Regions from separate parts of the Homo sapiens genome. Here region 1 is linked to region 2. Evidence: read pairs that join two places in POLR2A ChIA-PET (ENCODE). Cell type or tissue: OCI-LY7. All regions are shown on one strand. Region 1 overlaps IST1 (IST1 factor associated with ESCRT-III). Region 2 overlaps PHLPP2 (PH domain and leucine rich repeat protein phosphatase 2).

Region 1 (5,000 bases), 210 kb before region 2:
AAAGGCCTGATAAGTCCCCATTGGCAGTCCATTGAAATCTGACTGTAAGAGGAGAAAGGCAACATCAGAGACACTGCCTCCAGTTTGCAATCTCGAAGGTTTGGGTATGGGAAGGGAGAAAGAAATACATTTATATTCTCATACTAAATATATATAAATATTCAAGATCCTTAAAAATGCCCAAAAGGACCACATGTGGTCAGGATTCCAGATTTTTAAAGATCTAGAGCCAAAGGCTATTCTTTATTGAATCAAGTGCTTCAGTGTTTACAAGGGAAAACTCTAACGAGACTTTCTTACTACCAATGACCATCTTATCTACAAAGGTTGTTCTGCCTGGTAATAATTGGTGGTTTATTCATTTGTGGAAAAAACTACTAGTATGACTATAACAGATCCCAAAGATATTCAGTAAACCTATATGAAAAGTGTTTTTCTAGCACCAACTCTATAGATTTTCCTACAGCTGAACTAGAAGACCTTCTCTGAATCCAATGTGTTTTTTCCCCACAAGATGACTGCCAGCTAATACCAAATGTTCTTACTGCTAATGGCTCCTGACAACCTATGATTCCTGAGTGTGTTCACAGAGCCAACTTGTTATCTATAACATTTTCTAAAGCTTACATCCACACTTATATATACTTACTGGTCCCTTTGGCAGTGGATATGAGAAAGGCGTATTTGCAGATGGCATAGGCATGGGCATGGGCATGGGCATTGGCACCGTTCCATCAGGTCCACCAACTGGTGCTGTGAAGCCACCACTCCCTCCTCTTCCAGGGCCTCCTTTCTTCACATCATCTGTGAATCCAACATCAATAAGATCTGTCTCTACCCCAGGAGGAGCTTCTGCCTGAGAAAAAAAGAGAAACCCAGGTCATTAACCCATGTCCAAGGCCAGGTTCCCCAGAAAGCGGAGTCTGAGATGGAGATTAGCATAAAGCAAGTTTACTGGAGTGCTTCTGGGATCAACACCTGTGGGGGAAGAAAAGGCAGAGTTAGGTGGAAGGAGAAGTTGGGCTGCAACACAGTCACAACAAAGGCCTCAGCCAATTCCCCAATGACTTCTGCAGCTGGAATGGACCTGATGGTGTTTCCAACTGTGGGTAATAGGGATGTCTGAGCAGTACACACCAAAGCATCCACCACACCCCACTGACCTTAACTGGCGGATGGTTTTTTTTTTTGAGACGGAGTCTCACTCTGTCACCCAGACTGGAGTGCAGTGGCACAATCTTGGCTCACCACAAGCTCTTCCACCTCCTGGGTTCAAGCCATTCTCCTGCCTCAGCCTCCCGAGTAGCTGAGATTACAGGTGCCCACCACCACACCCAGCTAATTTTTTGTATTTTTAGTAGAGACAGGGTTTCACCGTGTTAGCCAGGATGGTCTCGATCTCCTGACCTTGTGATCCGCCTGCCTCGGCCTCCCAAAGTGCTGGGATTACAGGCGTGAGCCAGCCACCGCACCTGGCCAACTGGTGGATGATTTTTTATCCCTGTATCCTCAGCTTTCTGTGCACTATCAGACACATGGTGGGTACCCAATAAATGTTTCGGGAACTGTTTGGGTCTTGGGGCATTTCTTGCTATGAACAGGAGGTTTCTCAATTCCTGAAGTTCACCAAAAAGTAGCAATAATAGTGCCATTTTACATTTGTATCAAGGTTTTGACCTTCTCAAAGTGTTGTCATTCATCTAATTCCTTAAGTACCCTGTGAGATATGCAGGCACATTTATTGTCATAAAGGTACTAACTGGACAAAGGCTTAAACTCACACAAATTTAAGTTAGTGCAAAGAATGTTTTTTTTGTTTTCCAAAGAAGGTCATACCTACAAACTCATTTTTCTTTGTATTCTGGGATAAACTTACCATGACCACAGAGTCAGGTTCATAGGGTACGTTGTAATTCTTTGCAATTTCAATCAGGTATCTCTCCACCAGGATTTTGGGTGGGGCTTCCACACTCAGCTTGTGCATTAGCTGTAAGTAAAAAGACCCAGGGCTAAGATGCATGTATACCAACCAGCCTAATCCTCACCTCACTATGCGAAGTTAGCTCCTCTCATTTTACAGGTAATATTGAGGGAAAAAAAGGTTCAGAGCAGTTAAATGATTTTTTTCAGAGTCACAAGACACATCAGAGGACCCAAGTCTCTCTTTCACATTCTCATTACACATGACCCAGATGCTGGCAAAAGATGATACTGCTGCCTTCCACAGTTCAATTCATCCACCCTTCTCCCCACCTCACTTCCAACCTTCACAAATGACACGAGGCATACAAAGTGGGGAAGTGGAGTCAGGAATGACAGTAACCAGAGGAATTGGGCAGGTGTAAGGATTGGACCACACTGCCAGCCACACAGCTGTCCTCCTCACCCCACTATGAAAGGTGAAACCCCATACTGAGCAATACAGTGGTACCCACTAGAATTGCCACAAGCAGTACAATAAACTGCTCCCACACACTGCCTTCATGTTTACCAAGTATGTTCATTACCCTGTCATTCACAGTTCCAATCTGGTTGGTCCTACATAGCTTGCCATATTCCTTGCTATACTTGGCACAGAGCTGATCAGCAACCTAAAAAGAAAAAGGACAGCAAATAAAAATAGAGACCACTCCAACGGACTGCTTTAAGCTTCTTCCTGGCAACAGTAAACACGCGTCTATTACAAGATTTCCAAAACACTGGAGTCTGCAAAACCTTAAGGGGTATGCATTAATCCACTATTTGTTCATCCATCCATCCATCCATCCAATGAGCAGCACTCGAGTGCCAAACACTATCATGAGTATTATACAATATAAATAAAATGAACAAAACAGATACTGTTCTTACTCTTATAGAGTCTTACATTAATCAAATTGTACAAAGTAAAGTTTCCTCTTCAAAATTTCCCTTGTTAAAGAATAAATCATAAGTGTTAGAAATAAGCTTCTTTTAAAAGACTAACTTCCTTCAAGCCTCCTTGCTTTGTGCTAATAACTCTTTGTTAAGCCGTATCCTATGTAGCTGTTAAATATAAGAAATACATTCTATGTCCTTGTACTTTAACCAAGATATCTGTGCTAGATGTGCTCACAGGCAAGTCCCAGCTCGCAGCCTATGCCCCTTCCTTATTTGGGAATGTTAGTACTTTTCTAAGTCTTCTCATAAGCAAGTTCCTCTTTTCCTTTGTTCTCCCTTGCATATATCTATTTTAAAAACTTTTAAAACCTTTAGCCAAACGGGTGTAGCCCAGACTGTGAGGTCCAGTTCCAGCCAATGGAATCAGGACACAGCAGTAGGGTCCAGATGTGTAGGATATAAATATTTTTACCCCCTTTGTTCAGTGTGCGCTCGCCATTGTTCCATCTGCAAGGAGCACCCTTTCTGCAGAAGGTAAAAATTGCCTTGCTGAAATAAATTTATATTTGAGTGCTATTTCTCTGTGGCACTGGGGAACAAGCATTTCTAACAAAATAATCACACAGATAAAGGTACAACTGCAACTACAGTAAGTGATACCAAGGGAAGGTGCACCATGCTATCACCAGCTTCTAACAGCAGAATCAAATCTGATCAGAAAAGTCAGGTAAGGCTTCCTGAGGGAAGTGATGCTTTGCTGAGATTTAAAGGATGACTAAGGCCAGGCATCGTGGCTCATGCCTGTAATCCCAACACTTTGTGAGGCTGAGGCAGGCTGATCACTTGAGTTCAGGTGTTCAAGACCAGCCTGGGCAACGCAGCAAAACCCTAGTCTCTATTTTTAAAAGATACAAAAATTAGCTGGGCATGGTGGCACGCACCTCTTGTCTCAGCTACTCAGGGGGCTGAGGTGGGAGGATGATCAGTTGAGCCCAGGAAGCCGAGGCTGCAGTGAGGCAAGATCGTGCCACTGCACTCCAGCCTGGGTGACAGATCAAGACCGTCTCAAATAATAAATTAAAGGATGACTAGGAGTTAACTAAATAGGGAAGGAAGCACATTCCAGGAAAAGAAAACAGCAGTGCAAAGGCCTCTGGCAGAAACAAACATGGTCAGTTCTCAAGCCTGCAATCAGCCAGTGAGCCTCTAGTGCAGAGGCCAAGGAGTGTGGTAAGAAATGAAAAAGGGAAGTGGGAGCCAGACAATGCAGGACCATGTAGGCTGTATCAGGGAGTTTTGTTTCTATCACAAGAGCAACAGAAAGCTACTAATGGGCTTTAAAGCAAGAGGTCGTGACAGGATCGGAGCTGTGTTTTGGACAAAACCCTCAGGTGGTTCTGATGGAATGGTGTGAATAGATTAAAAGAAGCCAAAGTAGGAATAGGAAGAATATTCAAGAAGCTACTCTCATTTCCAGACAGGAAACGACAGTAGCATTGGACCAGAGTGGTCCCAACATTCCAGAAGCCCAGTAGGAGAGTTCTCACTGTTCATTATGAAGACTTTCAGGGGTACCTGACACCTATGATATAAATGGCATTTGTCTTTTATGGTTTTTGTTTTGGCTGGTTTATACTACACAGAGATTTTTTTATTCACATTAATTTATCACTCTGTTTATGGCTTTTGAGTTTTGTAACATATTTAAGCCTTTTCCAAAATTAATTTTAAAGGAGTACAGAAGAGACCAAAAACGGCTCAACATGGTGGCTCACGCCTGTAATCCCAACACTTTGGGAGGCCGAGGCAGGCGGATCACGAGGTCAGGAGTTCGAGACCAGCCTGGTCAACATGATGAAATCCCGTCTCTACCAAAAATACAAAAAATTAGCTGGGCATGGTGGCGGGCACCTGTAATCCCAGCTACTAAGGACGATGAGGCAAAAGAATCGCTTCAACCCAGGAGGCAGAGGTTGCAGTGAGCCAAAATTGTACCACTGCACTCCAGCCCAGGCAACACTGCAAGACTCCATCTCAAAAAAAAAAAAAAAAAGCCTACATAAGAATCAGTTGCCTCTACTGTCCCTCTTCTCTGCCCACAAAACTCAATTACTATCCCTGGTACCCTATTGGACTATTGG
Region 2 (5,000 bases):
GCTCTGTGCTTCAGTGTAGTAATCTGTAAAATGGAAGATGATAATATTTACATTGTTGAGTTGTCATGAGGATTAAATTATAAATGATATGAAGATTAAATGAATTAATATTTGTAGTGCTGCTTAAACTGTCCACCTGTGGGGCTTGTTCAAGTACAGATTCTGATTCAGTAGGTTTAGGTGGAGCCTGAGAATGTACATTTCAATTAAGCTCCTAAGAGATGTGCTGTACTTCAGATAGCAATAAAGTACTTAGATTGATGTCTGGCACCTAACAAGTGCTCAATAAATATTACCTATTTCAGTTGTCTGAAATCATGCAAGTCTTAGAATTGGTGTTGCATTGACTAAACCATTGCCCATGTATTGTCACATTGCTGATTTCCCTAGGCTAGGTCCTGGAAATGGGATTACTGGGATTAAAATTACCCCACGTTTTCTCTGAGTTATTCATTACTACTTTATGTTTTTTTTAACCATGAGTTATCACTTGACTATAACTCAAGAATTACTAATTTATAGAATTTTAGCACTTGAGGAAACCTTAGAGAGATCATCTGGTGGTGAAACTAAATCTACCCTGTAACCCTCCCACCTTGCCATTTGGAAATATGTGTGGGGACAGGGTTTTTTGGTTGTCATAACTGCTGGGAAGAGTTACAGAATTTAGGTGGCAAGGTCCAGAGAGACTTATTGAAATGTGTGTGTGCCAAGTGCAGTGGCTCAAGTCTGTAATCCTAGCACTTTGGGAGGCCAAGGCAGAAGGATTGCTTGGGCTCAGGAGTCCTAGATCAGCCTGGGCAACATGGTGAAGCCCCGTCGCTACCAAAAATATTAATATAAAAAATTAGACAGGCATGGTGGTGCACACCTGTGGTTCCAGTGCGCGCACTTCTTGGGACGCTGAGGTAGGAGAATCGCTTGAGCCTGGGAGGCGGAGGTTGCAGTGAGCCAAGATTGCACCACTGCATTCCAGCCTGGGCGACAGAGAGATCCTGTCTCAGAAAAAAAAGAAAAAGAAAAATGTGTGTGGGACAACCTTGTACAGCCAAGGATTTTCCTGTCCCAAAAGTCAGAAACTTCCCCATTAGGAATCACTGAGGCCATTTCCCTCAGTGAAAACAGACTCAGAGGGTTCAGGTTGAATGCACATTCCTGCAGCTGGCTGGTGATAGATTGGTCTTGTCTCTCAATCTGCTGCTACTTACAATTAAAATATTTGGCTTGTCTTTTCTATTGAACTGTTTCGAGTGATAAAAATGACTCACTAGTGAAGCTTAGTGTAATCATTGCCTCCTGTCTGAAAAGTTGTTAAGATCATTTGTGATAAAATGGATTGCCCTTTGGCTGATGGTCATATACTTTTATTCTTAGTCATCGAAATAACCAACTGTTTTTCTTTTTTTTTAATTTTTATTTTTTCATTAACCAGATGAGAAGAGAAACTAAGATTTCTAAATAGTCAGTAGCTATCTTTTAAAATTAGTTTAGAACCAATAGGGTGTGTATAACAGAAAATAGCACCCTTGGGATTTGGGATGCTGAGTTCTGATTCCCATTTGCTGAGTCACTAAAATTTTGTTTGCCATATTTTGAAATTATAAAGGTGGAATGAAACATCCTGTTTTAGGATACATACTGAACTGATTACCACTGAATAGGGGAAAGGGAGTTTTTTTTCCTACATGTTTTTGTGCTATTTAAAAATTTTAAAAGAATGCATTATATGTTACAAAATTGGAATATAGGTAAATAATTTTCTTTATTTTGAAACATTTTTTATCCATTTTAAAACTTCTGAAATCAGCATATATATTAGAGTTGATGGTAGGTTATAGTTTAATTGGCAGAATTTTTTAAAATTTATTTTTCTTTTTTTAAAAAAATAGAGATTGGATCATGCTATGTTGTCCAGGCTGGAGTACTGTGGCTATTCACAGGCCCTATCATAACACACTACAACCTTGACCTCCTGGGCTCAAGTGATTCTCCTGTCTCAGCCTCCTGAGTAGCTGGGACTACAGGGGCACGCTGCTGCATCTGGCTAGATTTTTCTTTTTTTTGGTTTCTGAGATGGAGTCTCATTCTGTTGCCCAAGCTGGAGTGTAGTGGCACAATCTCAGCTCACTGCAACATCCGCTTCCTGGGTTCAAGTGATTCTCATGCCTCAGCCTCCCGAGTAGCTGGGACTACAGGCGCGCAACACCAGGCGCAGCTAATTTTTGTATTTTTAGTAGAGACGGGGTTTCACCATGTTGGCCAGGATGGTCTTGATCTCTTTGTCAGGGACATCCGTGCGAAGAGACCACCAAACAGGCTTTGTGTGAGCAATAAAGCTTTTTAATCACATGGGTGCAGGCGGGCTGAGTCGGAAAAAGGAATCAGCAAAGGGAGATGGGGTGGGGCAGTTTTATAGGATTTGGGTAGGTAGTGGAAAATTACAGTCAACCTGCTCTTGCGGGCAGGGTTGGGGGTTACAAGATGCTCAGTGGAGGAGCTTCTGAGACTCATTGTCCAGGAGAAGGAATTTCACAAGGTAATGTCATCAGTTAAGGCAGGAGCCGGCCATTTTCACTTCTCTTGTGGTTCTTCAGTTGCCTCAGGCCATCTGGATGTGTACAGGCAGTCTTGGGCTCAGAGGCTTGACATTCCTGTCTTTTTATATTAATAAGAAACACAAAACAAAACAGTGGTGGAGTATTGGGATGGCAAAAATGTTTGGGGGTGGTATGGAGAGATAATGGGCGATGTTTCTCAGGGCTGCTTCGAGCAGGATTAGGGGCGGCGTGGACACCTTAAAGAAAGGCTTTGACCTGGTGATTCACCCACTGCTGCTTCCCAAAGTGCTCGTATTACAGGGGTGAGCCACTGTGCCCTGCCGATTTTTCTTAATGGTTATTCTGACACCAGCTGGCTTGCTGTAATACAGATCTGACACTGACTGCCAGAGTTAGTGCAGAATTCACAAGTTAAAGGGCAAGGCCCCAGCAAGACTGCCCTTCAGACTCCAGCTGCACTTCTGACCAACTGTCTGCAAGGAAGAACTTGGCAGAACTCAGGAAGGTGCTATACTTACAATTACAGTTTTAGCTTGATGCAAATCAGCACCAGCCAACTGAAGAGACACATAGGGTGAGGTCTAGAAGAGTCCCAAATACAGAACTTTGTACCCTCTCCCAGTGGAATCAAGGCCTGTCACCCTCCTACCATATCGAACAGTTCATCAGCTGGGAAACTCCACTGGTGTTCAGTACAATGTTTTTATTGGGGAATCATTATGAAGGCATAATTGGTTGAATCTTTGACCTCATGATTCAACTCAGTCTCCAGCCCCCTGTGCTTCCCCACCCAGGTCAGGGTGGCTCAGAGCCCCAACCCTCTAATCACATGGTGGTTGGTCTTTTCTGGTGACCAGCCGCTGTCCTGAGTCTTCTCATCTCTTAGCATAAACTGGGGGGTGATCCAAGGGGGTCATGAATAACAAAGACACTCCTATTATTCAGGAAATGCTAAGGATTAGAGTCTCCTCACAGGAACCAGGGACAAAGACCAGCTGTATTCTTTATTATTCAGCAGTGGTGCGTAAAAAATGGTGTATCTTGGCCGGGCGCGGTGGCTCACTCCTGTAATCCCAGCACTTTGGGAGGCCGAGGCGGGCGGATCACGAGGTCAGGAGATCGAGACCATCCTGGCTAACACGGTGAAACCCCGTCTCTACTAAAAATACAAAAAAATTAGCCGGGCGAGGTGGCGGGCGCCTGTAGTCCCAGCTACTCGGGAGGCTGAGGCAGGAGAATGGCGTGAACCCCAGGGGGCGGAGCCTGCAGTGAGCCGAGATTGCGCCACTGCACTCCAGCCTGGGCGACAGCAAGACTCCGTCTCAAAAAAAAAAAAAAAAAAAAAAAAAAATGGTGTATCTTTTAAATCATGATATATTGGACTTAATGAAATAATGGTAATTTTAAAACATAGCTTTTTTAGGTTTCTTGGTGTGAATAAGTTAACACATAAAGTGGTTTGAGCTCTCTTCTGCTTAATTTATTTTAACTATATATAAAATAATTTGGTTTTCCTGAAAAGAACCTAGGTTTTATGAAACCGACACAGGTTCCTACCCTGATGTCATTATGTACTAATTGTGTGACTCTGAATCTCATTTTTCTTATTTGCAAAATAGACATAGTTTTGTAATAATTAAACATTTTCAGCATAGTGTCAGGTATGAAATAAACATTTGTTGAAGTATCCCTATTGTTTCTATTTGTATTATTATCTATATTACTGATTTTAACATTTGCAGATTTTACCTTTATAGGCAGTCAAGGATTGAGTTTTAATCTGAATTTGATGTAGAACATGGTACTATACTTTGTTAGGGTCTTTGATTCCATGTGTTTGATTTTAATAGTGTATAGTTTGGCCACCCCACTATTAACTAAAACTCTTGTGAAATGATACTTGGAATGAAATTTACTCTTCTTACATATATCTTAACTATAGGGACTGCTTAGAATAACTAATACAGAATGATACTACTCTTGGCTAAGCGGTATAATCTGCTGTTAACAGCATTGCTATGTCCGTTGGCTGGTTTGGAGAGAAATTACCATATGCATATATATTCAAATTTACATGGACTATAGTAGGTCTCACAAGCATTTGAAGCAAACCAAAACTGTTACTCCAAAACTATTGTCTCCTTAAAGCAGTAGTAGAAATAGTTCAAATGCTGAATAGAACTTTTTGTTGCCAGTATTACTTTCTCTCACACCTGTTTTGCAGTATATTATTTCCCTTTGATTGGTGAGAGATTTAACAAATAGCTAATTACCAGATTCTTAAACTTTTGGAACTTTGAAACACAAAATTGAACTGTAAGCACATTATAGCATTTCCCTCCCCAATACTGTCTACTTTTTTCAGCAGAAGAGTTTAATGAGTAAATGGAATTAGTCCTTCATTTTACTTGTTTTTGTACTTCTTGAAATATTACTTGTTTA

What was found. Peaks named below come from ENCODE experiments on the same cell type or tissue, not always from the same donor. Only the 100,000 strongest peaks of a DNase experiment are listed, where the experiment ranks them.
Region 1: POLR2A ChIA-PET joins it to region 2 with 6 read pairs; 4 of 35 experiments call an interaction of 5 or more read pairs at or near these places.

The regions. Positions count from the first base shown.
Region 1 is chr16:71,918,330-71,923,329 of GRCh38, reverse strand. IST1 (IST1 factor associated with ESCRT-III) reads right to left here. Exons shown (of 10, transcript NM_001270975.2): 5 at 2,508-2,591; 6 at 1,877-1,987; 7 at 650-856; 8 at 1-42. Among named protein-coding and RNA genes, the nearest start is that of IST1, 25 kb to the right of the region's middle. RefSeq lists an enhancer at 3,818-3,997. In OCI-LY7, no CTCF peak of the experiment used is centred here; no DNase peak of the experiment used is centred here.
Region 2 is chr16:71,705,856-71,710,855 of GRCh38, reverse strand. The region is part of intron 2 of PHLPP2 (PH domain and leucine rich repeat protein phosphatase 2); the gene reads left to right. Among named protein-coding and RNA genes, the nearest start is that of SNORA70D, 9.7 kb to the right of the region's middle. RefSeq lists an enhancer at 2,347-2,975. In OCI-LY7, no CTCF peak of the experiment used is centred here; a DNase peak (open chromatin) is centred at 3,025; H3K4me3 peaks cover 688 bases; H3K27ac peaks cover 1,105 bases.